4 separate regions of the Homo sapiens genome follow, and regions 1, 2 and 4 are each linked to region 3. A link is a loop called in an ENCODE intact Hi-C map of the cell type or tissue named here. Cell type or tissue: mammary epithelial cell. All regions are shown on one strand. Links, peaks and the distances in the headings refer to the core of each region. The heading gives the core; the rest is flanking DNA.

Region 1 (7,938 bases), core at 928-5,927, 840 kb before region 3:
GAGGTTCGAAGAGATGAAATGACTGACTTGCTCAAGGTCTTGCTGCTAGCGCGAGTTGGAGCCAGGATGTAAACTCAAGTTTGCTGACCCTCTTTGTAGAGAGACTCTACTCTAGATGGGCCCTCTTCTAATGCATTTCATCTTGGCCTTTGGGGTGGGGGACAGGGCAGTGGCATTGAGTACCAGAATGGGGCAGAGATGTCAAACTCGTGCCCCATGACCTGAAGCAGTCTGCAGATGGGTTTGTTAGATTCATACAGTGTGGTTATTTTTAATTGTAGTAAAATACACATAACATTGATCTCTTTAACTGTTTTTAAGTGCACCGTTCAATAGAGTTAAGTACATTCACAAGGTTGTGCAGCCAATCTCCAGAACTTTCCTTCTTGCACAACTGCAACTATACCCATTAAACAACAACTCCCCCTTGCTCCTTACCCCCAGCCCCTGTCAACTGTCCTTCTACCTGCTGGCCCTGTGAATTTGACCACTCTAGGTACCTCCCGTAGAGTAGGAGCCAGAGTATTTGTCTTTTTGTGTCTGGCTTATTTCACTTACTATGATGTCCTCAAGGCTCATCCTGTTGTTGCATGTCAAAATTTCCTTCCTTTTTAAGGCTGAATAATATTCCACTGTTATGTAGACACCACATTTTGTTGATCCGTTCATTTGTCAATGGGACTTTTTGGCAGCTTCCATCTTTTGGCTGCTGTGATGAACATGGGTGTGCAAATATCTGCTCGAGTCCCTGTTTTTAATTCTTTTGGGTGTATACCCAAAAGTGGAATTGCTGAATCATCTGATAACTGTATGTTGAATATTTTGAGAAATTGCCATGCTGTTTTCCATAGTGGCTGAGCCACTTTACGTTCCCACCAACAGTGCACAAGGATTCTAATTTCTCCACATCTTCTTGTTACTTTCTGGTTGTTGTTGTTTGGTTTTTGTTTTTAATAGTGGCTATCCTAGTGGTTGGCAAATATTTAAAAATGAAGATATTTTACATAATGATTCAGATCTCTGGCTTTCACTTTACAAAATAAGAAACCCTGCCACTTCTGCATAACATAAACCTGCTGGGCCAAGGCAGTGGCCTGCACTGAAATGGGGCACAGGCTTTCCGGTTAGCTGCCGAGCACACTGACCTCCTCCACTCCTGACCTCACCTCTCCAGGCATTTGAACTTGTGAGTCTGGGGGAGGGGGACCAGAATGCCCACTCCCTGCTCGCCATCATCCTGGAGGGTCTTCATGAACATACTCCAGTAGTCACAGGACTGGACAGGAGTCAGAAATCTTGAGCTGTCTGTCATTCCACCTCTGTGAGTTTGGGCAAATCACTTCACCTCTTCCTTACTGCAAAATGGAGTCCTGCCATCTTTGCTGTGCAGCTCCCAGGAATTCTGTTGTAATGGAGACAGGCAGCGGAAGTGGAAGCTCTTCATAAACTGTTGACTGAAAATAAAGGATAGGCTGCTTGTTGTGATGAATGAATGGGTGGGACCTGTGCAGGTGGGTGCTGCTGAGAGAGGGGTGTCTGCCTGCACCACTTGGGCCGCGGCCTCCAGCCCACCTTCTAACAGGGCACCTGAAAATGGTTGTTGACAAGCATAAGCTCAGCTTCTGGGCAAATGCCCCTAATGTTTGCCTTCAGATCTATTGAGAAACCACCTATCAGGCAGGAATGCAGGTGCAGGAGGCTCCCTGAGGCCTTTGTCAACAGGCCCTTTGGTCCTGCACATAGATAGGCCTGGCCTTACGGGATTGGGCATCTGCGTGTGGCCCATCCTGTCGAGGGGGAGCAGGCTGGGTGTCTGCCCGTCTACCCTAGCTTTTTTCTGTGTGAGTTCAGCAGCAATTGCCCTCTAACCATTTCTGTTGAACTCCCTCTCTTGGGAACTTCGCTTTGTCATTTAAAATAGTTTGGGAACTTCAGATTTAGCCCAGTGTCAGAGCAGTTTATTTGGTCTGTAGGCATTTTTGTTTTTAAAATTCATGACAAGTTCCGTGCAACATGTTTTATTATATTTTCACCACCTGTTCTACCTTGGGGGTGGTATTAAAATCTGGGACCATCCATCTATCGCTCTTTTTTTTTAAGTTTCCTTATTTGCCATTTATATGTGTCTTGCAAACACACACATGCACACACAATGTGAATTTAAATATAGAAGGATAGATATACAAATACATACATATTTAATATATATAAATAAATATCTGTATTCCCCTCTCTCCTCTTGTTGCTTGATTGGCTTTAAACTGTGGTTGTAATGTTGAAGGTGTATGTTTGACAAGCTAATTGTGGAGTTTTAAATGATAAATTTGTAAAACAAATAAATACTTAGAAAATCCTTTGCCAGTGTGAAGTGCTATCTCTGTGAACATTAATAGCGAAAAAATTATCACAATATCTAATCCTCTAACGAAAAAGCATTTGAAAACTTTACAGCTTCTTTCAGCTTCCACTGAGGTCAAAAAGGAGGGGTAGCATGCCCATTTTTACAGATGGAAAAATCAAGTCTTTACACAGATATTTAAGAAGGGTAGCTGGAGGGCCAGTGTTGGAATTGGGGGCCCATCCTTAAATCCTGACATCCATACAACTATCTGTTCATTTCTCTATGTTAATTAGGACAAGGGACCAGGACATATTTAGAGCACTACGTGCTATTTCCTTTCTCTAAAAATCCAAGTACGGCACGATGCATTTGGGTTTAATGATGTTCTTATTTCAGCCCTTGGATCCAGCTGTTCCTGAAGCCTACATTTTTCAGTTATGTATGTCAATAAACTACTTTTGGGTTTCTTTTACATGAAATAAAAAATAAAAAATCAGAACAAAACAACAAAAAAAGAAAACCCATCCATAAGTAACCTATGCTGCCAGAATTAAGGTTTACAACATATTATGTATTTGACAATTTAAAAAAATGGGAGGGGGCATATTATCATCTCCATTTCTTAACAGATATAAAACCAGATATCCATACAGAATATCCTATTGCTTATAAAAGCAGGCCAACAAGTATTTAGGGCTCAAAAGCAAGCTTCTCTTAGAAGAAATAAAAAAGTAGCCTATTGCACCTTCCCATAATATCATTGGAAAATATGTATCTGGATCTTTAACACGATGCCCTATCACATCCTCTTTGCTGATAATTTCAAGAAGGATCTGTTTGTGGCATTTAGACAGTGAATTTCCCTTTATCGCCACCGAAACCAGAAGCTTCCCAAGGGCAGTGAGGGAGACCTCTGTATCCTTTGAAGGCTCCTGCTTTTCTTGTTTCATAGAGAGGTAATCTGTAGTATTCCTGACTGGTAATATAGGGAATAAGAGTGGCATGTATAAGTAGAATTTGCAGAATAACATCCTGGAGCAAACATAAAGCCAGGATCTTGTAATGGTTAAGAGCATGGGCCTTGGTGTCATGTGAACCTAACTGAAGCAAGTTATTTGACCACCTCATGTATCAATTTCTCTATTTATAAATGCTAATACTATGGTTGATAGTAAATGCTCAATAAATGATAGTTATCCTATTATTTCACAAAAGTTCAATCAAATAAATCTGGATCAGTGAGATTCACAGTGTTCATTAGTATATTTAAAGAATTGAAGACGTCCTCCACTAAAGCAAACTGATAACTTTTATTTATCCCAGTGTTTTCAAATCTCACTTAACATACAATACTTTTCTCTTAGGCTATTTTTCTGCAGAACTAAGGTCCAATGGAACACACTTTGAGAAACCCCAGGGGTTGTACCCTGTAGTAATTGAGGGGGATTCATTAGGCCACCACTAGGGGGTGCGCCAGCCAAGTTTTCTGATTCTCGGTGAGAAAAGAGGGTTTGCTCTGGGCTTCCAAAGAATAGAGGTTTTGAAAGCTTCAGTGGAGAGGGAGGGCATGCCAGGAGAGACCAAAATTCCAAAATGGCAATGACTTTGAGAAGCAAGGGAAGAAAAGAGACGTGATCACACCACGTGGAAAGGTGGTAGAAGTTTTCCTGCCCTTTCTGTTGAGATGTACAAATGGCTGACCTTCGGATAATGAATCACTAGAGATCCCAGAATGGCTGGAATGAGAAATGTGGCCTGAAGACCAGGTCAGGACTAGGCTGGGGACAGAAAGGGAAGGGCCTGCAACACACCTCCAGAGGCCTCTGGGAGGGGGGCCTTGGCCCTGGACCTCCAGGAACGTGTGTGATGGGGAGGGAAAATTTAAAAGGCGAACAGTTTCCAGGATTTTTGGTTTCTACGTCTCATATATTTACTACTACAACGACAACAACTATTACTACACACACACATATACACACATACATACACACACATACATACACATACACACACATACACATACATACACACGTACACACATACACACACATACACACATACACACATCTACGCATATATAAACACATATACTTATATATACACATACACATATATACACACATATACACATATATACACGCATACACACATACACATACACACATGTACATACACATATACACATATACATACATACATATTCACATACATACACATACACACATATATACACACATACACACATATACACATACATATATACACACATACATACACACATACACACATAGGCATATACACATATATACACACATACACACATATACACACATATTTAATAAATACATATTTTCTGATAAGGTTTTCTCTTAACCTCGTGCAAAGTGTGTATATCTGTTGTAAGTGAATTAAGGTGGTAGATTTCGAGGTGAATGCTGAATGCCAGATAATAAAAGTGTTCATAATAGAAAATTTGGGGGAAAACACAGAAAAGCAAAAAGAAATCACTTGCCATCGGATCCCCCACCCCCAAGAACATGTTGAGGGATGTAGGAGATTGTATAAGTAATTGGGCATTTGAGGGAGCACATATTGGTTAGGATTCTTTTGGTTATAAGTGACAGAAATCCAATTCAAAAGACCTAGGTAAAATGGTGGCTTGATTATAAGGATCTGGGGTTGTCTGTCTCATGCACCCCAAGGGCAGAAATGTGGCCAGGGCTCAGAAACAGCAAGACAGGGGGACCTATGTTTTGTCAGGACACTCCTTCTCTAACTGTTTCTTCCTTTCTGCATTTGCCTCCTCCCCGCTCTACTTTTATGGATTGGCTGCTGGGGGGTCTCTGGCCCAGAGGGCCAGACACATGGGCCCACAGCTGCAACTACTAGGCATGCTGTCCTATCGTTTCTGCTGCTGGAAAGAGAAAGACTCCCTCAGTTCCAATTCCAGAATTACTGGGGAAGGAGAGAATTGTCCTGGCTTGGGTCAGATGTCCACCCTGGACCAATCAGCTGTGGCCAGGGGCCAGCCATATTGTGTATAATGGCTCTTCTCGTGACAACTGTGTGTGTGTGTGTGTGTGTGTGTGTGTGTGTGTGTGTGTGTGTGTAAAGTTTCCAGAAAAGCTGGAAACAAGGACAGAGAAAGTAGATACTGGCAGACAAAACAATATCTAGTACTGTATATGTTTTCCATATTTGTATAACTGAGATTAAACTGTATGTAAATGAATCTTGTTTTTAACTAAATGTTATGTCATTAGCATTTCCCTAGTCCCTAAAATCTTTGTAAATTGCATTTTGAATTATTGCATTGTATTCAATAATTTGGATTTACTTAGCAAATTCCCAGTTGTTAGATATTTAGGTTGTTTCTATTTTTTTTAAAATTGCATACTTAATGATGTTGAGGTGTTAAAAAATTTCAGCTATCATGAGTAATGCGATGGTAGAAGACAGTTTTCCTCATTTCATGCAAGAATTAGGTACATTATTGAGAATTAAAAAAAAAAAAGATATGGTCCCACAGTTCCTCATCCTATTTCAAAATTGATGCAAACCGTTCCTCCGATTTTGCCTCCTGCTCTGCTTCTCTTTCCCTTTCTATCCTTCTCTAACTGGAAATGGCAGTAGGAGTTGATGGTTGTGCAGTGCAGAGAGTGGGCAGACAGACAATTAGGGGGTCCCCTGGGGCTCCAGGTTTGCCTTGTCTCTGCCTATTTTCTTTCTGGAAATAGATCTAGGTAGAGTGAACCATACAAGTAAACCCTGCTACTTTGTAACAATCAACACCCCCAAAGTTAGGCATCTCAGGAATGAGGCTCTCTTCAGATGAAGCTGGAGGAAGTAGTGCGAGATAATACAGGACTGGAGACAATCAGGGAGAAGAAGAATGAGGTGGAGGGCTTGTGGTCGGGGGGACCTCAGCAAAGGTTGGCTTCTCAATCTGTGTAACATTCCTGACCACCTTGCACTGGGGACCAAGTAAGAGTCGCCAAACCACTAATCTGCCACATTCTCCTCTGGGAAGGTAAGTCTGGGAAGGCCCGTCTTGGGATGTTGGTGGTTTGCAACATCCTGTGACTTTTCCCAAGTTGGAGTTAAACATTTGCTCAGGCTGAAATGTGCTTTAAAGGCTCTGAGACTTCCTGAACGTGGGGGTCATTGGATGTTTTCTAGTGGAGAGCAAATTCCTGAATGCGATAACCTTTTCTCCTTAGCTGCAGGGAGTTTAGACTTTTTGAAGGAAGTTCCGTTGAAATTCACAAGAGAGGGAAGGAAAGTAAAAATCATGACCTACTCTGTGCTGCATGCTTCCCATCGATTTGATCTTTCTGAGGTCTGAACTGGGAGTACCCTAAACAGTTCTCTCTGTGTCAGATTCACTGGTCATTTAGAGCTGCTCTATTGTTTCAGGTGTTCTGTGTTTTGAGGAGAAGGTGCAGAATGTCCTTTGTCATTGTTTTTCTGCATTTTCTAACACTTTCTATTTGTGGAATACTATGGTTTTTATTAGATATTCCAGTTCCTTCTGTCCTGGAGTGGCTCCAACTGATGTTTTATCATCCTTATTTGTTTTGAATAATAATAAGTGAATAATAATACTAAATGCCATGACTCCAGGAGGTGGAACATTTCTCAAGCTGGAGCTGTATTTAATTTTGTTTTGGAAACTGCTAAAATCATTCAATACGACAAGGCTAAGAGGTGCTACATGTCTGATTGGGGGTGGGAAAATAGGAAATAAAAATATTCCTGCTCAGTTTGGGAGGAAGAGAACTGGCAGCTGAATATGTTTCTTACCTTCATGGGGAAGCCCTACCTCTGAGCTTGACAGCATCTTGACAAACCTTGAATAAATAGGAAAATCCTACACATTGGGACTTTAGTCCTAAAACTTGGCATTTGGGGATAACAATTTATACTTTGACACGATATAGGGAAGAAGGATTTGGCAAGTAAAGAATAATGCAAATAGCAGGAGCAAGGTTTAAGCCCCTTGAGAGACCTATTTCCCCAGCTCCTGTTAGGGCAGCTCTGAGGGCCCTCCACCCAGCAACCTTGCTTAATGGAGGCATTGCCATCTGAGGAACTGAGGTACGCTGTTGTAAGCTGATAATTGCAGTACCTACCAGACAACCACAACTGTGACTTTCTCCTAATTTAACTCTCCCTCTAAGTGTGAAACTGTAGTTAGTAAAATAAAAATAGAGTTCTAGAATAACTGGCTTTGTTCAAGGAATTATGCCATGTGACTTTGCCTTTTTGTTCTGTTTCCCCATCTGTAAAGAGGGGATGATAATGGGTCCTCCTTATGGGACTGGTGGGAGGATTAATTCAACTCATTGGTTAGAAAAATGCCTGGCATGAAGTGAGTGATCAATAAATACATTTAGTTATTTGTTTTGGGATGGTCATGTACATAGCCTTTGCTTGCTAAATTGCATTCGTGTTTTTCTCGTCTTGATATAAGCTTGTGCTCCCTGAGCAGAGGGCAGGGAAAGTGGGGAGAGAAAGTTTGGAAATGTGTTGAAAAGGAAAGAGGAAACTGATGTTTACTGAACCCAAACTATGTAGCAGGTACTGCCCCACCATTA
Region 2 (7,938 bases), core at 1,341-6,340, 370 kb after region 3:
GCACGTTATATTTCATCGTCAACTTTATTTAGAAATGAGAAATCTGCATTTGAAATTTCATTAAACATGCTTTTTTGCTTTGTTTTGTTTTTTGAGCTCTTTGTTGCTGAGAGAGTTCATCACAACATTTTTGAAAAGTGTTACCAAATGATAGGGTAAATAAATAGTTGTAGATTTACCCTATCTAGTATATGCCAAAACCATTTTAGCAGGATTGCTCACACTACTTTGTGTAAGCTTTATGGTAGGCATGCTTAGCCTCCACTTCCTGCATGTATTTCACATTCACCACGTTTCTAATTTCCCACATTTCACACTGACCCCACTGTCTGGCAGATTGGCAGCCTTGTGCCTTAATCATCTTGCAGGCCCCACCTGGGGCCAAGGCACAACTGACTCATACACCAGATGGGTGCCAGGGACAGCAGCAACAAGTATTTCTCCCACATCCTTTGGGATGAAAAGTTAGTTGTCCTAAGTCACCGTATGCAACCACACTTTGTTTTTTCAAGCCAGCATGAGATATGCCGCTATCCTTAAAATGGAGGAGTTAGTTACCTGTGCCTTAAGAAAGGTTTAAGAAAGGTGAAAGAAGTTATCACTGATAGCTCAGACTTAACCACTTGTTAAGTGTTGAACTCTGTTTATGGCACATGTATCTCACACACTACTAGGGAAGACTATGCTACAATATGGAAGTACAAAGTTGATGCAGGGCAGATGATCCCCAAATTGGGGTTCAGCCAGGATGGAATTCAAGGGCAAGCCAGCGGTAGGTATTGAAGTGGCGGAGTTACAGCTCCAGCAGTCCTGCAGCTCTGTGACTGCTCCTGCAGAGCAGGGCTGCTCCACAGGCAGTGTGCTGAGAGTAGTAGCTGAGGGCAGTTCTGAAGTCAAATTTATACCCACTTTAATTTACATGCAAACTAAGAGGCGATTAACGCAGAAATTCCTAGAAAAAGGGTGGTAACTTCTGGGTGTTGCCATGGCAATGGTAAACTGACATGGCACACTGGTGGGCATGTCTTATATGGAAAGGTGTTTCCACCCCATCCCTGTTTTAACTAGTCCTCAATTAGGTCAGGTGTCTGAGCCCTGCCTCCAGAGTCGAGTCCTACGTCCTATTTCAAAGTTATCCACTAAACCAGTCCTGGCTTATTTTAACGCAGCTAATAATAATAATCTTTTGTTAAAGCAACAACAGCAATAACTCTGGGACACATGTTAAACCAGAGAGGTGCCAGGAAAATAGAAGTCAACCAGGAAATATGTATATGTTATCTGTTGACCACACAGATGCCTGCTTCATTCATAAAATGGATTTCTGTAATCTACCCCAATACCTAGGTATGGCCTCAAATTAAACATTAAAAAAAAATTTTCCATGTTATTCTTAGGGGCACTGAAGCTGTATTCCTGATTTAGGGAATTCCTTCACTTTCATTCCAAGATGTGAAGACACGTGGTCATAGAGCTCAGGAGAATCATGCACCTTAGTCCATGGTTAATCTAACACCTGGGTCAAAACTATTATTGAAAATGAGATAGAGACAAATTGATCCTTAACTTAGTCACACGATGATAAAAACTTGCTCCTTGAGCAAACTTGTCTTGCAAGTCGCGAGGTTTATTTTGGCTGTAACATTGTCTTTTTGGAAACTTGGGCTCGTAAAAGCCACTTTTCTTGAGGATCAAGCTTCCAACCAAGAAAGGGAAAATGTAACATACATTGATTTTCACACTTTGGAAGAAATAAGCATTAGATAAGCATTTTTCCTAAGGAGCTACTGAGATTTTAAAAATATATAAATCATTTTAGTTCCTTCGTAAAAATGACTATTGCAAGAGTTATAAGAATGTGTTTTAAATTTCTGGGAAGTAATTGATTCCAGAATGATGATGTTTTCTCTTTTCAAAGTTTTTAAATTTGCTTTTCTTCCCTGATTAACTTGTGTTAATTTTTAGAAATACAGTTGACCCTTGAACAACATGGGTTTGAATGGTGTAGGTCCATTTATATGAGGGTTTTTTTTTCAATAAACATATTGAAAAAATTTTTGGAGATTTTTGACAGCTTGAAAAAACTTGCAGAGAAACCACATATTCTAAAAATATCAAAACATTAAGAAAAAGATATGTTACAAATGCATAACATATATGTAGCTACTAGTCTATTTTATCATTTACTACCATAAAATATGCCCAAATTTATTATAAAAAGTTAAAATGTATTAAAACTTACGCCTACGAACACAGACTGTGCATGGTACCATTCAGTCGAGAGAAATGTAAACCAATGTAAAAATGCAGTATTAAATCATAACTGCATAAAATTAACTGTAGTACATACTGTACTACTGTGATAATTTCATAACCACCTTCTGTTGCTATTGCATTGAGCTCAAGTGTTGTATCAACTTAAAATGCTGTGTGAGGCTATTCATCTCCACGGGAGCAGTTCATCTCTAGTAAATTTCATATCACAATAAAAAGTTACCTTTCGTGCTTGTTGTGTATTTTTCATCATGTTTAGTGTAATATTGTAAACTTTGAATAACACCATGGAACCCATACAAAGTGCTGCTAGTGATACTGGTAGTACTCCCAGGAAGCAGAGAAGGTCATGACATTACAAGAAAAAGCTGAATTGCTTGATATAAAAGTTGAATTGCACAGTCTGTAGATTGAGGTTGGCAGCTGCAGTTGCCCACCATTTCAGACAGATGATTCATCTTGTAAACTTATGATATTGATAAATACAGTGCAGTACTATAAGTGTATTTTCTCTTCTTTATGCTTTTCCTAATAACAATTTTTTTTTTTTTGAGATGGAGTCTTGCTCTGTCGCCAGGCTGGAGTGCAGTAGCGCTATCTCAGCTCACTGCAATCTCTGTCTCCTGGGTTCAAGCAATTCTCCTGCCTCAGCCTCCTGAGTAGCTGGGATTACAGGCACATGCCACCACTGTCAACTAATTATTGTACTTTTAGTACAGACAGGGTTTCACCATGTTGGCCAGGATGGTCTTGATCTCCTGACCTCATGATCCACCCACCTCAGCCTCCCAAAGTGCTGGGATTACAGGTGTGAGCCACCGTGCCCGGCCAACATTTTTTTCTCTAGCTCATTTTATTACTGTATGAATACAGTATATAATACACATAACATACAAAATATGTGTTAATCAGCTGCCTATGTTATTGGTAAGGCTTCCAGTCCACAGTAGGCTATTAGTAGTTAAGTTTTTGGGGAGTCAAAAGTTTTGCACAGGATGGGTTTGGCACCCTTAACCACTCCCTCCCCCCACCACTGTGTTGTTCGAGCATTGACTGTATCTCAATCTTGCTGACTTCAGCTGTAAAATGAGGATCTAGACTAGTGGATGTTCAGTGTTCATTCTAGTTTCCCAAACTCATCTTTTATGTCTTTTTTGAATATCTGGAATTTCATATTGTGTGTTATTGTATGATTTTGTTAATATGAAAGATTATTTAAGCTGTAGGATTATGAGCCTTTTTTTCTTTCTTTTTTCTCACTTTAAACAACCAAATGTTATTCTAAAGAAAGTGTGAGCAAACACATTAGATACACTGAGGGAAAAGACAGAGGAAGACAGAAAATGCAGTGAGTCAGAGTGTGTGGGACAAAATAGGTTACTTTCAAAGACTTTTTTAGGTATAGAGAATCACCTAGTGGTAGGAATAGAAAAAGCTTTTTAAAAGTGTAAGGTCCTTTTTCTTGGGCTTCAGTTCATATCACTGAGTAGTAGTCATATGGTTTGTGATCAATTTCTTTAAAATGTACCAAGATGTTGAATATTTATCTATTTGTAATTGACTTTATTTAAATTATGGCAATATGTTGAATATGTAATGTTTTTTCCAAGCCTTTCTTCTCTAAAAGGACTCAGAATATCCTAATGTCAAGCTTTGAAAATTAATTATTGCTCCAAAGAATGTGTTAAATTCATTGTTTTATCATCAAAAGAAGTCTAGAAATGTGCAAAACCAGCATGAAAGCATGATCATTATCTACCAGAGCCCTCTCTTAAATTACCAGTGACAGGCAAATCCCATTATGATTATACTTTTAATTTCACAGGTAAGGTCACTGAGGTTCCATCTACATAATGTAAGTTTTTGCAATATTTGGAGGACCAAGATAGATTTTTCACTGGTCAAAAAGAATACATCAAGTGTATGGCACCTTCCATTTACTTTGGGTTCTTTCAGAAGCAGAGACTAAGATAGATTTGGTGGACATAGTTTATTTGGGTGATGATTCCAGGAAGCAAAATGGTAGAGGGGTGGGGTCAGGGAGAGTGAGACAGGGAAGAAGGAAAAGTATAAGGATGCAATGTCACCATTTGTAGCAGTAAGTACCTGGGGTTTGATTCTTTTGGATCTCTCGGAATTGCCCAAGTGAAAGATGGAACACTGGGGCATTTGTTCACTGGCTTCTGATCCCATTGGTTGAGAACTGCCCCTGGAAGCTGTAACTGTCTCCACATTTCCAGGCCATGGTTGTGTGCTGGCTGAGCAGGCTCCTTTATCTTCTGAGAAAGCTCTGGAGTAGAGACACACCAAGAAACTGGTGACTTGCACTTGAGCTGGAAAGAGTCTGTGCCCACAAAGAATTGCCTAGCACATCTGTGGCTGAAATCAGAAATGGGCCAAGTAGGTGACATGAAGGTAATTGTTAGTCCACCTCTTACCCTGTTCAGATCTATTTGTCCCTATATGGTGGCCATAATATCTAAAAAAGACTTTGTACAGAGAGTTAATGGAATGAGCTGTGGTCCCTGCTATTACAACTGGTCCCAAGCTCCAAATGACATTTGTCAGTTGTCTCATCCACCACCCACTCTCGATTTCCCTATCCTTGATCAGCATTATCTGATCTATTAATAATTTATTTGCCTGATGGGGGAATCCCAGAATTTCATCCCAGAGGGTCTGGCCTTGGGTCGCCTTTCCTTTGTTGGGCTGTGACGGCTGCATTTGCTTGCTCACTGTTTTCACTAGACATAAAAGCATATGGAGGTACCCCAGTGGATGCCCTGAGTTCCATATTCTTCCATGTCCCTTTATGTACCAGCAAGTCTAGTTTCTCATGATAATCAGGATTGACTAACCTTACCAGTATTACAACTCTTTTCTTTTCCTGCTGGTCTACCCACATAAGGAAAACAAAGAGACGAGTTACAGCATCAGGTTTTGTGGAACCCTTATGTGTCACTAGGAGTAGTGTTCCCCACTCCCCACTTTACCCAGTAAAGCCTAAGGTAGAAGGAAAGGGAAGAACATGTGGATTATTTGTAGTGATAGTGAGAAGAGCCAATTCTTTTTCCATTTCTTAGCTTCTAGACTTGTATATTTTAGCTATTGGGGACATAGCTTGATACACTAGTTCAATGCTGATAGTGCACTGTGAAGAATAGTTTTCCCATTCTATAGGATGAACTCCTGCTTTAGTGAAGCCACAAGTAAGCCATTCCAATATGGTATCTTATTACTATATTAGTTTCCTAGGGCTGCTATAACAGAGTATCAAAAACCTGGAGGCTTAGAATAACAGAATTTATTGTCTCACAGTTCTGGAGGCCAGAAGTCTGAGATGAAGGTATTGGGAGAATTGGTTCCTTCTGAGGGCTGGGAAGGGAATTCTGTCTCATGCCTCCTTCCTAGCTTCTGGCAGTTTGCCAACAATCATTGATGTCACTTGGTTTGCGACAGTGTAATGACAGTCTTTATGACAGTCTTTATACAGCGTTCTCCCTGTGTCTCTGTGTCCAAATGTCTTCTTTTTTATTTTTTAAAAAGATAGAATTTCACTCTGCCACCCAGGTTGAAATGCAGTGGCGCAATCATAGCTCACTGTAGCCGCGAACTCCTGGGCTCAAGTGATCCTCCCACATCAGCCTATCAAGTAGCTAGGACTACAGGCTCATTCCACCACACCCAGCTAATTTTTTAAAAATTTTTGTAGTGATGGGGTCTTGCTATGTTGCTCAGGCTGGTCTTGAACTCCTGGCCTCAAACAATCCTCCCACCTTGGTCTCCCAAAGTGCTGGGATTATGGGTGTAAGGCATAGTTCCCAGTCAAAATGTCCCCTTTTTATAATGACTTAGTCATATTGGATTAAGGTTCACCTTACTGATCTCATCTTAACAAATTACATCTGCAACTACCCTGTTTCCAATTAAGGTCACATTCTGAAGTACCTGGGGTTAGGATTTCAGAAGCTGAAGAATTCAGAATATGAATTTATTGGGGTCACAACTTAAGCCATATCAGTATCAGACCACTTACTTTCAAGAAATAGGTAGAAGATGGTAGAACCAGTGAATCTTATGATCATGTACATATTTCTCAGTCAAATGGGTCCCTTGGTCCAAGGCAATCTTATGCAGGATCCCACGGGTGTGAATCAGGTATTCTGTCAACATTCAGAGGGCAGTGCTGGCACAGCTACTGCAGAGAGAGTAGGTATCATTTCCTTCAAGGTGGACGGGATCCAATGCAATTTACTAGCCACCAAGGAGCTGGTTGTTTTTACTTAGGATTGTTCCATACTGAGAACCTAGTGTCAGTATGCTACTGACAGGGTGGTTATTTAGCAAAAATGGTGGCTAGACCAGTTTAGAGAGGATGAGAGGCAGTCCATGCTGTTCGACCCATCTATAGCCACTAGCCCCGATAGCATAGCTGCTCTGATGATGAGACCGTTGTGCAAACGCTTTGGTAATGAAGGACACTCACTGGACAATCCACCAGAAAAATTGTCCTGTCCACCTGGTTGTTTCCTGTCTTACCTATGGTGGATGCTCTCTAGTGGGTATTGACAAAAGATGCAAGACCCCCACAATCTTTTTCCGTTCCTAAAAGGTCTATCTACAATCCTCTTCTTTAAATCTCTATGTCTACAATAATTTAATGTTGTTCCTATCAGCCAAATTATTTGCCCAGCAATATATTCTAACCTTGGACCACCTTTTCCCCATATGAAGTAGATGATCTGCTGTTCTGCTCACAGCTCTGCCCTTTGAAGTCCCCTGTTGTGGTGTTGTAGGGAGCAGCCACCTATTTTCAAGACATACCAACATATGAAGCCAACCTATCTGTGAACCACAATCAGGTGTTTTTTGGGTGGGCTACTTTTGGGGAACTCACCACAAGGCCATAGATGGGTATTGAGAGAGAAAGCCTTTGTGAAACAGAGTAGGTGACTTATGGCTTGCTATTTATGTTAAGTTATTTATGCGTTTTCAACCTGCTTGGGCCTCATCCTAGGATGGTTTGCTGCCACATCCGCTAGAACCCATGACTTGGTAGATCTGGCAATATTCAGGTAGTGATGGACTGTTCTGGTTATACACCTGATGTTACAAGGTCAGGTGCTCAGTGTCTGCTGGCCCAGTAGCACAACAGGAGCTGCTTTTCAAATGATAAGTCATTCTCTAGTGGAGAAAACATGACCTTGTTCCAGAATACTAGGGAGCCTGTGCAATGAATCTCTCATTGAGACATGCCAGACGGTCGGCCTTAATTTGCCATGGGTATCTCTAGCATTGTAGATCTGCCAGATGATATGGCCAAGTGCTGGATGCTTGCTTCATTTTGCACTGTAGTTGCTTTCAGCTTTCTGCTGGGCCAATACGTGAGTTTTTCTTGTTATAGAAATCAAGCAAAACTCAAGTGTGTTAGCCATCTATCTCTTACCTAGAAACATAATAGTCTATTAGTCATAACCACAGATCCCTGGACTTTATTTCTATTCCAGCTGTGCTGTCCATTGCAGCAACTACTTTCACCTTGCCATTGACAAGGTTATTAAGCACTGGCCCTGGCCTAGGCCATTCTAGATTTCTATTCATGCCATTCTATAGCAGCATCTTCTACTGTCAACCCTGGCCTATAGAGGTCAGCCACCACTGGAC
Region 3 (7,938 bases), core at 1,752-6,751:
CCTTTCCCTTCTGAGATATCAGAAGGCCCAATGAGAGGAAGCAGAGAGAAAAGGGTTTTCTACAAAGTGACAAGGAGACAGCACTTTTCTGTCTAAAAATACACAGATGTCCTTCTCCTTAGTGGTGCTAACTTGTTATAGATAGTTTGGGGACAGCTTTGAAAAACTTATGAGAATTCCATGTAGCCTGTGATTGGTGGGAGTTCCCACTTAACTGTTCTGTGTTCTTTTCATCTTTCCATCAGCTGAGCTAAACACTGCAAAGCAAAAAAAACTTTAAAACCAATTGGTCTAGCCCCCACCTCTGAGCAGAGTTACACGTAACCATTCAATATTCTTAGATTAAATGACTTTAATAAGCTCTCGTGATTCTACCACTCTAACCCCATAAACCAGGAGTGAAATCCTCAATTCTGAGTTCAGATACTAGGAAATCCTTTTTCTGCAGCACACTTTATGACTTTTATGCATTTTAATTCTAAAATGCTACTTTCCTAATTAAATGTAGTACAATCTTTCCTAATCTTATGTAGTACAATTGCAGCTCAATCATATTTTTGGGGAACTCTAGAATACCCTGGAATATATAAGCCACAGCTATGCATAAATATATATATATATATATAAAAGGATACAGTAAGTTGAGACTCCTGATCTATAAATAAGTCTGTTCACTTGCATAATTATGAGGACTGAACAGGATAAATTTCACTCTTGTAAAAACCAATAGGCCTAGGAAAGACTCAAATCTCTATCTCAGTTTCACAGGGAGCTCTAGGGAAGCACATTCCCAAAGCAGACGTCGTTGGGTAAAAGCCAATGCCCTGCTCTAGGTCAAAATATTGCAAATTTCCTAAGCAAAATTTGTTTCTGTTCTAGAAAAATAGGTTATGTTCACCTGGATCACTTACCAAAGGCTTCTGGGATTCAATGGAATACGAGGACCTACTGAACTGTGAAGTGCTTGAAGGCAGAAAATGTATCATTCATTTTTAAAATCCCTGACATTAAGCATAGGGACTGGTGGTGCTGGTGGTGGTGGTGGTGATGATGATAATGATGATGACGATGATGATAGCAGCAACTGTTCATTGAGCACTTACAATGTGTCAGGGACTTTGCTGTTTCCTTTACATATATTAATTCATTTATAACTCAGTATTATATATACTTATATACTTATATATTTACTACTTACAGTATATATATATAATATATATTATATACATTAATTCATTTATTACTCACAGCAACCTGTGAGCCAGGTACTATTAACAACCCTATCCTACAGATGAGGACACTCGGTAATAAACTCAGAGTTTAAGTAATGGCCAAAGCCAGAGAGTTTAAGTAATGGCCAAAGTCATACCTCTGGTAAATGGTAGAGACAGGATTCAAAGCCAGGTCTTTCTGAACCTGTAAATTGCACTACTCCTGAACCTGTAAATTACACAACTATGACAATATAGCCTGCTACATGGTAAATGTTTAATAAATGTATTTGGACAAAACTGAGCAGGTGTAGTGGAATTGGTGGGATAATTTTCTCCCTACTTTCAATTTCTATCTGACTTGCGCAGGCATTTGTTTGTTACAGACCACATTCTTGTGATTGTTATTGTGATGGTCTTAGTTCTCCAAACTACACTACAAGTCTCTTGAGGGCAAGACAACATATTCTTCACAATAATAATAGATGCTGTATTATGCTCCATGCTTTATACATTTTTAATCCTTATAATGGATCTGAAAGGGATATATTAGCATTTCCATTTTTCGAATGAGGAAACAAATGCAAAGGTGAATGACTTGCCTGTGGCTACCAAGCTAACAGTGGGAGATTCAAACACCTTCTGTCTGCCTCACATTTTTCCACTTTGCTCTGCTGAAAGCCAAACACTTACATTACCCAGCTCTAGAGATTTAGCATGGTCTAGGATACTTGAATATTATTGTCTCAGTTACTCTTCATTCAGAGCTCTCTCTCCTGGCTAGACTGGTGAAAATCATAGAGCTCTGGTAGATGAGGAATAGGGAGGAAAAAGATATCACATTTCTGGTCTGGTTTGGTTCTCTGATCTCATTTGCTTGGATGGGCTACAGAAAATCAGCAGTGGGGGTCGGGGAATTGGGGGCCAAAGTTTAGTTACTTAAGAGAGCTGGACAGAGGAGAAAACCCTCCACTTTCTTTGTCCCATCTGCCACACCCAAGAGCTGGCATCACACCACTGCTGACATGTACAGTGTCTGTTGGCTGGGCTGAGAACCCCATGTAACCTCCACAGCTAAGGTGTCCTTGGGGGATACAGGCCAATTTCTCCAGCAGCCCCAGGTTCCAGAGGGACAATAATGTCTCATCAGGTCCTAACACTGTCATGTGCTACCCCTACTACTGGGGTTAGAATGTTTCACTAGGATCCATAATATCTCCTAGCTATGTAGTCTCACCTCCCTACAAATCTGAGATATGGTTTCTGACACAAGGGAAGGGTATCTGTTAGACTGTAAAGATGTACCACTTTTATTCTCAGCTAGAGGCCTTCTCTTTGGGGTGATGACCAGCTAGTAGCTGCAGGTGTGGGAAAGGGTTGCCTTTTCTTGATACTTGGCCACCTTTTACGAAAGAATGCAAAAGTGAGCCTAAAGACAATAAATATTAGATAGAAGAATAGATTCCTAAGAATATATTCCTTTCTAATATTAGAAAGAGGAATAGATTCCTTGGCCAGTCAGCCTCTGTATGTCTGAAATCACCCAAAGAGTTCTACTTAAAAAAAAATGTTTAGATTGAGTTATCCAGTTAAAATCAAACTCTCCAGGCTGACTGATATCAATGGCTCATATGTGCAATTGGCTTTCCTCCTGGTTGTAAGCAAGAGGACAAGGACCACATCTTCCCTGTGCACCCAGCATAACATGGCCCCTAGCAGGTGCTCCATAGGCACTTGTTGTACACATGTACAACAGTAATTATGGCTTGTTGTAATTATTCAACTTGTTGAATGAAGGTTGAACATCATCAGGAGAGACTCACTTGGCCTTCGTCTGTGGAAGCAAAGGATGAAAATGTAATAGAGAATAATAGAATAGAGACATCTTCATGGTCCCTGACTCCCAGTAAAGCTAGGATCTTTGTACCTAATCATAAGTAACAGGGATATTCTGAAGGGGTTCTGTGGCCCCTTGACAATCATAAGTGATTTTGAGAAATAAATATTTTGACATCTAGTCCCAAAGCATTAGTCATGAGACTGACAATCATTGATGAGACAGTGGAAATGTGGAAGTTGGCACTGGACTATGAAAATGCAGTTCCGTGGGACTTGGATGAGGCATGACAGCCAGAAGATCAGCTTCAGACACGAAACCCTTCCTCCTAGCCCCACCAAAATTATTCTTCAGTGTGTAGCTCCATTGCATACGGGCTGGGGATGAGCCTTTTCCTCTATGTTGCTCCCTTGATTCTCTTTCATGCACATTCTTGGCATGTCACAGACTCTCCCCAGCCTTGAATTCTAGCCCCATTCCATCTCATCTGGGGCAAGTCTCACAATTCCTCATCTATTCAGTGTGCACAATTCATATCTGCTGTACCTGACTCAGGATTCCTGGGAGAATCAAATGAGATTATTCATTCGGCTTTTCAACAAATATTTGTTGAGTAGTTGCTGAATAACATAGTGTAAGGGAGACTGTGAGAGATAATGATGAATCAGACTGCGTCTTACCCTCAGGGACCCAGGCAATGTACAAGGCGAGACAAGTTCACATTCCAAGGTGAAATCGTCAGTCCAAGAGAGGACCAGATACTGGGCTATGGGAGCTCAGAGGTAATATGGATTATTCCAGCAGGAGGTAATAAAGAGGGCTCCAGAACAGAGGCTGCTGTTTTTGGGCTGAATTTCCAGAGTTAAAATGCAAGCAGTTTGGAAACAAAATTGGTACACAAATATTGGGCATAGGTTATAAATACCTAATTTATGGAATTCTCTATGTCCCAGAGTAATGCCTACCTAAACTCACATAGATTTCAAGCAAATAACAGATAACATTTATGGAGTACTCTTGCAGTGCAAGATACTATATGCTTTATATTTGAGAACTCAACGTAATCTAAGCAAAACCCTAAGAGGCAAGATCTAGTATCAAATCCACATTGCAAATGAGGAGAATAAGGCACTGAGGGGTTGAGTTTCTTGCTGAAGGTCACACAGACAATAAATTATACAGCCAATATTTAAACTCAGGTGGTCAGAGTTCAAATACTGCTTCTCAGACAAAGGAACAAAAATAATAAAGTCATTGCTCAAATAATTCAGTCCCTTCACAGAACTGTTATTTTGAAAAAAATAAATGTTGGATCCTGGTGAATTATGGCAAAATTTATCTGGGAAATTACATTTCAGGTTGAGAACGTACAGGAATAAAGCCTCTTTCTTCATAGGCATCATTGAAGTCATTCCAGAGTATTTTGTGCTATGGCCAGTAGATGGCAGAAAGTGACAAGAAAAGGACTGGAAACTGGGACCCCCCCCCCCACCACACACACACACACACACACACACACACACACACACACACACACACTAGCTCCCTGCTTGCAAAACAAAATGCATTTTGCCTACAATATATTTCGTTTAGAGTAGCAAACACTTTCTCCTTCCTCAAAGCGAGCTCCAGAGTAGAAACTGCAATTGTGTATTTGAAATTCTCCAGTCACCAAATCCAAGAAAGGTGAAGAGGAACTGCCCCAGTGGCGTCTGCGAGGCGTTTCCTCTATAAAGCTGTCGTCCCTAGCTCTGGTCAGTGCTGACCAAGTCACCCTGGCCTCCTCCCCGGCCCCTTTTTCTACTGCAGGAAAGGCTGGAGCTTCGGAAGAGATAACATCAGGGAAGTACTTGGCAACTATGAAGAGTTTTACCCATGTTAAAACAAAAGCCAGCAAAGCATTCCTTCAGTAAAGATATGTTAAGCACCTATCGTGTGCTGGGCTCTGGGCACAACCAAAAGCTTGGCAGCTGCTATTTAACCTCCTCCTGCTTCACCAGCAGCAAACTGTTGCCAAATGAGCCTAAAAAGAAATTAGTTCCATGGATTCCTTTGCTGAGTAATTCTGCAGTGAAAATAAGAGAAATCAGACACACTGGAAACTTTTAATTACAAGAAAACCTGGGGAATCCTATTGCCGTCTTAGATTTTAAAAGACCGCTCTAAGTATTGAACTCAGAAGCTTTAAAAGGAAAAGATATTATTAGACTTGACTACATAAAACTTTTAATCATCTGAACTTCAAAAAGCACTTTGAAAATCAGAAGAAAAAATAAAAAGCTGTAAAACATATGACAAAGAATTAATGTTCTTAAATATAAATATTCTAAGAGCTCTTATAAATCAATAAATGTATAGATCAATAAATCCTGTAAATCAATATTCTTATCAATTGATCAGATGGGCAAACGGCATGAAGAGGCATATCACAGGATAAAATGGAGCAAAGGGCCAATGAAACATTGGAAATGTGCTCAATTTAATTCATAGTAAATAAATACAAATTTAAATGGAAACAATAGTTTATTTTTCACCCCTGGGTATGGAGTCAGCCTTCTCCTGGGGTATTGGTAAGTATAAGTTGGCAAAACTTTTTCAAGAACAATTTGACAACATTTAGGAATATGTTTGCATTTCCTTGACTTAGAAATTCTGGTCTTCTCTGCCTCCCTCACTCAGGTGCACTCAGTCAGTCCTGTATCTTTCAACATGTCTCATAGACTGACAGTGGCCAAATTAAGTCTCCAGCCCTGACCTCTCCTCTGCACCCCAGGCTCCTTTCTGAACACCTCCCTTTGGATGTGTAATAAACACAGCAAACATCAGTCCACGATGGAATTCTTTTTCCTTTCCCCTACCTTCTCAAAACTGCTCCTGCTCCCCATCCCCTCTTAGTAAATGGCCCTGCCACTCAGCATATTAGTGAAGTCCCGGAACCCTGGAGTTATCCTTGATATGCTCTTCTGTCCTTGAACCTGCCACATTTCCATCTTTGATTTCCTGTTCCAGAATGTTCTCTCCCTTGCTTCATCAAGTCTCTCACCAGAGAAGTCTTTCCTGACCACACACTCTGGAATAGTAACTCTGTCACTCTCCATTCCCTCCACTGTCTTATTGTTCTTAGCTTACGTCACCACCTGATGTCATGACTCTTGCCTGTCTAGGCACTACTGTATAAGCGCCACTGAAGCAGGATCTATATTGTCTTCAACACAGCATTCCTAGTGCCTACCACATTTCTTGGCACATAGTGGGCTCTCAAAAATCAGTGTGGGATGAATGAATCCAGGACTTACCCTACAGATGTGTGTATGTGTGTATAAATATATATTCAATTAACTATGCCTTAATAGGGACTAGTTAAGTGGATTATAATTTTTTAAAACCCTCAGTTTCCTCATACAAAAATAGGATAGAAAAAAGTACCTATCTCATATGGTTTTTGTGAGAATAAAATAAAAATGACACCTGGTACTTGGTACATAGACACATTCAACAAATGTTAGGTACTGGCAGCTCATCACTGCTTGGCAGCCGATAAAAAGAATGAGTTAAATCAAATGTACTGACCTGGAAGATGTCCACAACATATGGTTAAATTAAAAAACCAAGGTTGCAAAGCAATGTGAATACTATGCTCTTAGGGAAAGGCCCAGAAGGAGTTCAGGGAAGCATCTGAAGGTGATGGGTGGCTGTGGTAGCCACCTATGGTGAATGAAGTTCACAGAGAAAGGTCTGGGGAAGAGAGAAGAGACCAGGCATGTAACGTATTTGCTTAAATATGCTTCTGTATGGTTTGAATGTTTGGCAAAGCATATTGATACTTTTACAATATTTTTTAACTTTAAAAGCAGATAACGCCCCAGAGAACTACTCTGTTGTTACGCTGTAACAGGGAAATGTGTTGAGCTTCCAGGCTGCTAAAGAAATTTTGCCCCAGCCTGCCTTGAATTTTTGTAGGTAAAACCTGACACTACAGGAAAAGTTTGGGACAAGTTTAGCAAGCATATTCTACTCAAGTCTGGTGAGAAAACTGTAATTGTTAGATTTGATTTTTTAAGCAATACCACAGGATGGCTAGAAGGATTCGATGAATTGGCAAATGTGAAACATGGAGCCCTTGTACCTAATGGCTGTCCATTAGATACCAGCTGTGTCAGAATGTGATGCAGACAGGAACATTTTCAAGGACTGGGGAGAGTTATTAAATTGCATTTGCTGTTTGTTCTCCTTCACTGAACAAATATTTATTGAGCATGCACTATGTGCCAGGTGCTGGGCCAGACATAGGTATTCAGCAGGACCAGACAGACTTCATTTTTGCCTTCAGGGGAATTCCCTCCTTTTGTACTCATGCAACTGCAATGCTTCCAGGGTTAGGCAGGATTTCAGGCAGCCTGGTTATTCAGGTAGCATGCTTATCTTCAGAGCTGTGGGTTTTCTGTCTAGAATTAAACTACAAAGTGATGAAAGCATAAGGACTATCTCTAAATTTGGAAATTTAACCAGGATCTTTCTTGAGCAATGAAATGGCATGAAAGTAGTTCCCAAATAGCAGTATTCCAAAAGTGCAATGCTAATGAAACAACACACTACAATAGCAGGAGTTGTATTCCACCCTTTATGTAGCAGGGATGAAGACTACAAGGAGAAAAGTCCACATGTTTGGTGAAAAGTAGCCCATTACCTAAGGAGAGGATTCTCTTACAAGTAAAATAAAAACTCAAGCCATTACACCTATGTACAAGAGTCAAAGTTCCATGGGCCCTTCTTGACCTAGGATCTACTTGAAGAGGGACACATGCCCCATGCAACAGCCGAGGGATGAGACATGAAGGGGAGAAGGCGGATTGGGATACGCTTTCAACATCATCCCCCAGAGCAGATTCC
Region 4 (7,938 bases), core at 1,873-6,872, 420 kb after region 3:
GTTAAATCAGCTAACCCCAAAGGGGCAATACTGCTGGAGATAGGGGGCTGCAGCTCCAGCCACAAAGTGGAAGAAAACTTCAAATCAGATGATAGTTTCATCAGCAAACGTTTTCAAATGGAAGTGTTTGTTTCAGCAAAACAAATGTTTGCCTTTTGGCCAGTGGGGACCAACCAACAGATGCTTCTGCTAACATTTCCACAGGCAGACTGGCATCGAACTCTTCCCTCTGTGAGCTTCCCTTTCAGCCAGGAACTCTCCCGCGACTCCACTGGCTGCCTGGTGGAAACATTTTGTAAAAGCAATCATCTGGTTAAGAGAGTCCAAACACTTTAAAAACTGCTTGCTTGGCCAAGTCGCAGTAGTGGGCTGGACATTGTCTTGCAGGTGTTTCTGAAGACTTGTTCATCCCCACGAGGTCTGGTCCGTGAGCTGTAGCGCTGTCCTCAGTTAATCCCAGCCTGTACTGAGGTGCATGCATCACATTTCACTGGTATATCATTGATGTCTGTGTCAAATGAGGGCATCTGTGTGAAAGTGTCTAGCACCGGGCCTGGGGATGAAGTTAATATTTGTCTTAATTTATGGTTATGTTTATGTATGTGTCATCTTTTGAGGGTGATAGCAAGATTTCAAAGAGTTTGGCTGGCTCTTGTGTTTTGCATTGGGATTGGGACCAGATAACTGATGAACCCAGTTAGAGTGGTGGTGTAACTTAGTGGGAAAATGGTAGTGGCTTTAGAGTGAGTGAGATCTGAGATTGTGTTGCTTTTCTGCCACCTACCACAATGTGACCTTTAGACAGTGGCTTACCCTTTCTCAGTCTGACTTTCCTCATCTGCATATAGGGACAAATCATTCTCCTGCCTTTTCAAGGCTGTATTCTTGGTTAAGTTAAATATTGTATGTAAAGTGCTTAGCCCAGTGCCCAGCACATAAGTGCTCAGTCAGTTATTGCAGTCCAACACCTGCCCATTGCCTTGGTCTTCATCACTGCCATGACCTTTTGATGTTAGCATTGTTTGCTGTCACCTACAGGCACAGAAAGTGTGATCAGGGGACAGTGCACTTGAGATTTCTCATATTTATAATTTTGCCTGTTCTATTACTGTGTCACTCTGGGTATCTTTCTGTGTCTAATTATATGTAAGCACTAACAAATTTAGGACGCTTATAGGTTTTGGATGCCGAAATAATGTGACAGTTGTACTGAAATTTTCCTTGTCTGTGTTTAGTAAACATGCTGCTCACAATGAGAAATTATCAGTACTGGAAATGTGATTTAATGGCCCAATCAAGGGTAAAGTTAACATTTAGTATCAAAGTGAATGGAGGGTTTAGATAAGCTGCTCGTCCACTATCCAGTGCCAGCCCCATAGCATTGGGGTTAGGCAATAAAATACCATCGTTTGACAGTCAAGATGAGGGAACACTTGCCTGGGGACCTTTCCAAGCATAGGGATCTGTATTACACTAGGTCCTCTAAGGAGCTGGCTCTGGCAAGCAAGAGAGATGAGGAGGAAAGGGAAAAACACATTCTTTGCATCCATCCCTTATCCAAGTATATAGGCTTCGCCCAGCAGGGGACGTATTAAGCTATATTCATGGATGGGATCATGAAATGCCACACAGTAGCTGAAATTTGTTTTGTCTGGCCCTAGGAAATGATGCCTCCCTTGCTGCTCCTAAAGCGAAGTTGATCTGGGTGGAATTGCTTGCTAAGCTCTAATGCTGGCTTGTGGTTATAGGGATTTTTGTTGTGCTTTTCCAGCATAGTACCCAATTTTGCAAATCATGTGAGGATGCAGGAGATGCCTAGGAAAATGTATCTTTGTATGCTTAACTCATTGTTGATAATGAGATACCCAATCAAGTCTTAAGTGGCTGTAGCCTCGTGGAAAACTAATTGCTGATGGATGGCAGCTTGCACATCCATTTTCAGATGTTCATTTTCTAAATTCTGGCCTTTTAAAATTCTTGGGTTGGTCATAGCCATAGCATTATAAGCCTGCTGGGTCCCAGGATTGGCTGAACATTTCTTCGTTAGACACAAATATTTACGGAGCTAATGCCAGAATAGAGAAAGTCATGTTAATCTTTCCATTGAGCTTACTATTCATTTAAATGTCTCCAGTTATGGACAGACATGGATCGAGACCAACAAACACATAAACATAAAATTCCCCATCTTTCCCTGGTGCCCTCTCTCTCTTCTTTTTTCCTTCCTTCCTATTGGGACGCACCTAGTTTTGCACAGTGTCTTTCCAGCTTTCTTGTCAAGCCTCCAGATGCAGGTGTCATTTGATTTGATTAAAAAATTTTTTTTTTAGAGTAAGAAAATATTTTTTCATTTGCAAAATAAAAATGCTAAGTCGACCCAGGTAATTACATTCTAGTTCCTCTTCTATGTTGACCTCATTCAGCTGATCTTAGCATTGATTACAGAGATCTGGCTACTGTTAAATTTTGGGAGGAAATACTACTAATAATGCTACATTGCCCCTGTCAAAGTGCTTTAAGATGTTTGTCCTTTCACATCTGTGATCTCATTTGAGGGGTGATTATTCTGAGTCTGAAGAACAAACCAGTCATTATACGTTCCATAATTTAATGATGCTAATTTAAATCAATAACATTGTTGCACCTTAATGATCGTGCTTTGCAAAGTTTAACACTGACTAGTGTGAATGTTAGCCTATCAATCTTGAGATCGGTTGGAGCTGCCCTTTAGTTCTGATTGATATCTTAATTCGATAGAGTGTCAGTTTAGCAGCAGGGAAGCAGGATCAGGACACGGTAGATGGGAGTATAATAACTACAACAGGTTCTGTCTTATTTTAATGATGAAATGAACGCATATACATGAACGGAGCAGCTGCCAGCAAGTTTTCAAGTACTTTCTACTAGCCAGATTCTCCCTCTTCTTGAATTTGGCTTTGCTACATCGGTACCCATCTGCTGGTAGTAACCAGACTGATAATTGAAGGCAGCCTTCCAACACAGTATTGCCACGGCCATCTGTTTTCTAACAGTGCAGTAGGGTTTTGGAGGATGGGTCTTAATTGTTTCTTTAAGATTCAGAATTTTTCCTCTACTTCACAAAGGGGTAATTTTGGTAGGTTTGAAATGCAGTTTAGAAAAAAGTTAGCTTTATATGATTTTTCCCCGCTTGAGGATGTGAGGTGCTTGGTTCTCTTAGCTTGTAATGATTTATGCCAATTCCCTGTGGTCCAAAGGGTGGCATACAGTATAGGTTGAGATACTTGTTTGTTATGTGAGTCTTATGTGGTTAATAAGCAAAAAAGTTTTTCTTTGGCATGTAAATATTGCTTGCTTTTAAGATTCAGAACATATAGGCCTCCCTAGTAGTAGAATGGAACTACACATGTACCTGTGTTACTTTATTGCATGCTGTTGCGTGGATGTCTCTTCAATCAGATGCCCAAAGAACCTGTTTTCACTGTGAAAGCTCAGAAGCTAGAATTAATTCTTCCTCTGTGTTCCAGCCCTCTGATTTCCCATAGCACACTCAATGTCTCTTTAGTATTTAGCATATCCTATTGTGTATTAAATGATTAGTATCACATCTTCCCCCACTGGAGGATGTCTGCCCCAAGGGCAGAGACTCTGTCTTATTTATATTTGCATTTTTTGTAATGCACATTCCAGCATCTTGAATATTGTTGGTTTTCTTGATAAGCATTTATTGAAGGTAATTTTTCCCACAGAATCATTCCTGTAACAGCAAACCTTAAGATGGTTTTGCAATGAAAAGTAAACATATGTGCTGAGATTTTTTTTTTTTTTTGGTTTATTAACAAATCAAATGTTTGCAAAGGTATATTTGGCCATTCAGGTGTGATAGGAACTTGGAGGTTTTGTCTTGAGGATCTTGTAGATAGGATTTTCCTTTTGAGCTTACTCTTTAATAGGCGTATGAACAATGAGAAAGTTCAATGAAACTTCTTGAAAGAAAAAATTATCTTCAGATTTGGGTTTGATGCTGTTGTCTTCTGTTCATAACATTATTTAAGTAAGAATGTCTGACTTCATTAGGTACTCAAACGGGGAAATTGTGATTCTTTCCCTAGTGAGATACACAAACAGTTCTGCTAGGGACCTTTATTAAGGCAGAAGTCATAACTTACTTGAGCATTCGTTTTGGCTATAACCAATTAAAATGTGTGTTTTAGGAAATGAAGAAGGAAAACAACCTCCTTAAGAGTCACTCTGAGCAAAAGGCCAGAGAAGTCTGCCACCTGGAGGCAGAACTCAAGAACATCAAACAGTGTTTAAATCAGAGCCAGAATTTTGCAGAAGAAATGAAAGGTAAGTAAACTTAGTATTTTAGAGTTACCTTTCTAAGCTGCTATTCCCGTGAGAGGGGATGGATGGCATTAACATATTAGAGAAACTCTTTGGATTTTTTTTCATATATTCCCTCAAAAAGATGTGCGCAGTTGATGTGGAAGAGTTTTCCCTCTTCTAGTTTTTAGTTTCCAGAGTGAGAGTGGGACTTTTTTTAATTGGAACATATTGAGTCCCAAACGCCTGATGCTCAGCACTTTGAAATCAGAAGGGTAAATATTTTCCACACAAAGCTAAATTGTCAGTGCTGTCTCTCACCCCCGAGTGCTATTCTCTGTGTCTCTAGTGTGCTTGTTAGTTACATCCAGACAGCTCATCTCCTGACTCATTACCATTTCCCTTATAATGGAAAAACCCTATATTAAATGCATGTTTTCCAAGCTCCTAATGACCATTGTTTTTTGATGACTTACTTGACTGAATGATTTTATTTTCTTATTTTAAAGCCAAAGAATTCTGCTCTACACATCAAATGAATCCACTCTTGGTTTCATATTTGTATGTTTGTGCCGGATGTCTTCTACATACCCTTTATTTTCTCACCTGGGGTGTTTGCATATCTAGAATTTCTTTGAACTCTGTCCTGTGGAATGTGTGTCACACTTCTCTGTGACTATTTTTTTAAAACCCCAATCTTGGTGTGGTGGCGGGTGCCTGTAGTCCCAGCTACTCTGGAGGCTGAGGCAGGAGAATGGCATGAACCCAGGAGGCGGAGATTGCGCCACTGCACTCCAGCCAGGGCGACAGAGCGAGACTCCATCTCAAAAAAATAAAACAAAACAAAAACCCAATCTTCCCAAGACAGCTTTTAGTTTTTCCACAGCAGCAGATAGAAATGTCAGTTTTCAGCTTTCTTGAAGGGAAACTGTAAGAAAAGGAACAGTTGGGGCATTTTTCAGTGTTGATCACCCAGGTGATTGTTTGAGTTGCTCACAGCAAAGTGGGATGAAGCCCTTGTGGTGCTGTCTACATAAGCCCTTAACTATAAGTAGGTAGATTGAGATTGACAGCTTAGAAGTTCGTACTGCTTTCCACTTGATATGATGTCTGAGATTGTAATACATGTTACCTTTATCATCTACTGTGGAGGTTCTCAACTTTCAATCTCCCCCAACATACTTGAGCAACATGAAGCCTTCTTATCACTGTTTAATGAAAACATCGTGGTTATTCCCAACCAGGAGGGGCCAGTATGTATAGATGAGTCATTAGGCAGAAGACAGGGGGTAACGGAGTTTGAAGAAGCTTCCAAATGACTGTGACATTCATAGACACTGCCACCCTTACTATGAGGGGCTGGGATGGGGGTGATAATGTTCCTCAGGAATATTCACATATAGGCCTTGAGAATTACTGATATATGGCATCATTTACTCTTTTCTACTTAAGTCTAATCCTGTGGATGTTTTAGCTAAAATGGTGGAGTACTTATTTACTTTTCTGAGACATCAGAATTACTCTACAATAAAGTGGGATGTTCCCATTTCAGTGCTGTTCTTGTCCCAGTTTTCTCTCTTGGAATAAATATTTGAAAAGATGGTAAAAATATACACATATGTAAACACATACAAAGAAAAGAAACAGTGCTTAGGAAAATCATCCCTTGGTATTTTATTCAATAACATGTTCTTAAGCTGCTAGAAAGAAGATGAACAAATGTGTTACTCTCCTTAAGATAACCATTTTTCTCATTTTTATATAAGATAATTACCAAGTGATCCACTTTCTAGGAGGTACCCAGGCAATAATGCCAGTTTTTCCAGGGCTTGAGTAGTTGTTAGTTTGTTTGGATTTTGCCAGGGGGCGGGGGGAGGGGTTAGCGTTTCTGTAGAATAAACATTTATTACAAACATTGACGACTTTTATTTATTTTTAAATAGCGAAGAATACCTCTCAGGAAACCATGTTAAGAGATCTTCAAGAAAAAATAAATCAGCAAGAAAACTCCTTGACTTTAGAAAAACTGAAGCTTGCTGTGGCTGATCTGGAAAAGCAGCGAGATTGTTCTCAAGACCTTTTGAAGAAAAGAGAACATCACATTGAACAACTTAATGATAAGTTAAGCAAGACAGAGAAAGAGTCCAAAGCCTTGCTGAGTGCTTTAGAGTTAAAAAAGAAAGAATATGAAGAATTGAAAGAAGAGAAAACTCTGTTTTCTTGTTGGAAAAGTGAAAACGAAAAACTTTTAACTCAGATGGAATCAGAAAAGGAAAACTTGCAGAGTAAAATTAATCACTTGGAAACTTGTCTGAAGACACAGCAAATAAAAAGTCATGAATACAACGAGAGAGTAAGAACGCTGGAGATGGACAGAGAAAACCTAAGTGTCGAGATCAGAAACCTTCACAACGTGTTAGACAGTAAGTCAGTGGAGGTAGAGACCCAGAAACTAGCTTATATGGAGCTACAGCAGAAAGCTGAGTTCTCAGATCAGAAACATCAGAAGGAAATAGAAAATATGTGTTTGAAGACTTCTCAGCTTACTGGGCAAGTTGAAGATCTAGAACACAAGCTTCAGTTACTGTCAAATGAAATAATGGACAAAGACCGGTGTTACCAAGACTTGCATGCCGAATATGAGAGCCTCAGGGATCTGCTAAAATCCAAAGATGCTTCTCTGGTGACAAATGAAGATCATCAGAGAAGTCTTTTGGCTTTTGATCAGCAGCCTGCCATGCATCATTCCTTTGCAAATATAATTGGAGAACAAGGAAGCATGCCTTCAGAGAGGAGTGAATGTCGTTTAGAAGCAGACCAAAGTCCGAAAAATTCTGCCATCCTACAAAATAGAGTTGATTCACTTGAATTTTCATTAGAGTCTCAAAAACAGATGAACTCAGACCTGCAAAAGCAGTGTGAAGAGTTGGTGCAAATCAAAGGAGAAATAGAAGAAAATCTCATGAAAGCAGAACAGATGCATCAAAGTTTTGTGGCTGAAACAAGTCAGCGCATTAGTAAGTTACAGGAAGACACTTCTGCTCACCAGAATGTTGTTGCTGAAACCTTAAGTGCCCTTGAGAACAAGGAAAAAGAGCTGCAACTTTTAAATGATAAGGTAGAAACTGAGCAGGCAGAGATTCAAGAATTAAAAAAGAGCAACCATCTACTTGAAGACTCTCTAAAGGAGCTACAACTTTTATCCGAAACCCTAAGCTTGGAGAAGAAAGAAATGAGTTCCATCATTTCTCTAAATAAAAGGGAAATTGAAGAGCTGACCCAAGAGAATGGGACTCTTAAGGAAATTAATGCATCCTTAAATCAAGAGAAGATGAACTTAATCCAGAAAAGTGAGAGTTTTGCAAACTATATAGATGAAAGGGAGAAAAGCATTTCAGAGTTATCTGATCAGTACAAGCAAGAAAAACTTATTTTACTACAAAGATGTGAAGAAACCGGAAATGCATATGAGGATCTTAGTCAAAAATACAAAGCAGCACAGGAAAAGAATTCTAAATTAGAATGCTTGCTAAATGAATGCACTAGTCTTTGTGAAAATAGGAAAAATGAGTTGGAACAGCTAAAGGAAGCATTTGCAAAGGAACACCAAGAATTCTTAACAAAATTAGCATT

The links. Hi-C counts contacts between places; a loop is a spot of excess contacts. Peaks named below come from ENCODE experiments on the same cell type or tissue, not always from the same donor. Only the 100,000 strongest peaks of a DNase experiment are listed, where the experiment ranks them.
Region 1: it touches region 3 in a loop (18-fold over the local background); 2 of 110 quality-filtered maps call a loop at or near these places.
Region 2: a loop joins it to region 3, with 16 times the contacts of the local background. A loop is called at or near these places in 44 of 110 quality-filtered maps.
Region 4: a loop joins it to region 3, with 14 times the contacts of the local background. A loop is called at or near these places in 36 of 110 quality-filtered maps.

The regions. Positions count from the first base shown.
Region 1 is chr1:213,370,681-213,378,618 of GRCh38, forward strand. It overlaps a transcript of RPS6KC1 not described here. Among named protein-coding and RNA genes, the nearest start is that of RPS6KC1, 320 kb to the left of the region's middle. RefSeq lists enhancers at 1,065-1,591, 1,592-2,116. In mammary epithelial cell, for the core only: a CTCF peak has its summit at 3,804 (motif pointing right); no DNase peak of the experiment used is centred there.
Region 2 is chr1:214,581,663-214,589,600 of GRCh38, forward strand. No RefSeq gene overlaps it. Among named protein-coding and RNA genes, the nearest start is that of CENPF, 18 kb to the right of the region's middle. In mammary epithelial cell, for the core only: a CTCF peak has its summit at 3,685; a DNase peak (open chromatin) is centred at 3,629; H3K27ac peaks cover 1,222 bases.
Region 3 is chr1:214,209,632-214,217,569 of GRCh38, forward strand. No RefSeq gene overlaps it. Among named protein-coding and RNA genes, the nearest start is that of SMYD2, 68 kb to the right of the region's middle. In mammary epithelial cell, for the core only: CTCF peaks have their summits at 3,883 and 4,476 (motif pointing right); a DNase peak (open chromatin) is centred at 3,710; H3K27ac peaks cover 1,243 bases.
Region 4 is chr1:214,633,673-214,641,610 of GRCh38, forward strand. CENPF (centromere protein F) reads left to right here. Exons shown (of 20, transcript NM_016343.4): 11 at 4,194-4,329; 12 at 6,249-7,938. Among named protein-coding and RNA genes, the nearest start is that of CENPF, 34 kb to the left of the region's middle. In mammary epithelial cell, for the core only: a CTCF peak has its summit at 4,254 (motif pointing left); no DNase peak of the experiment used is centred there.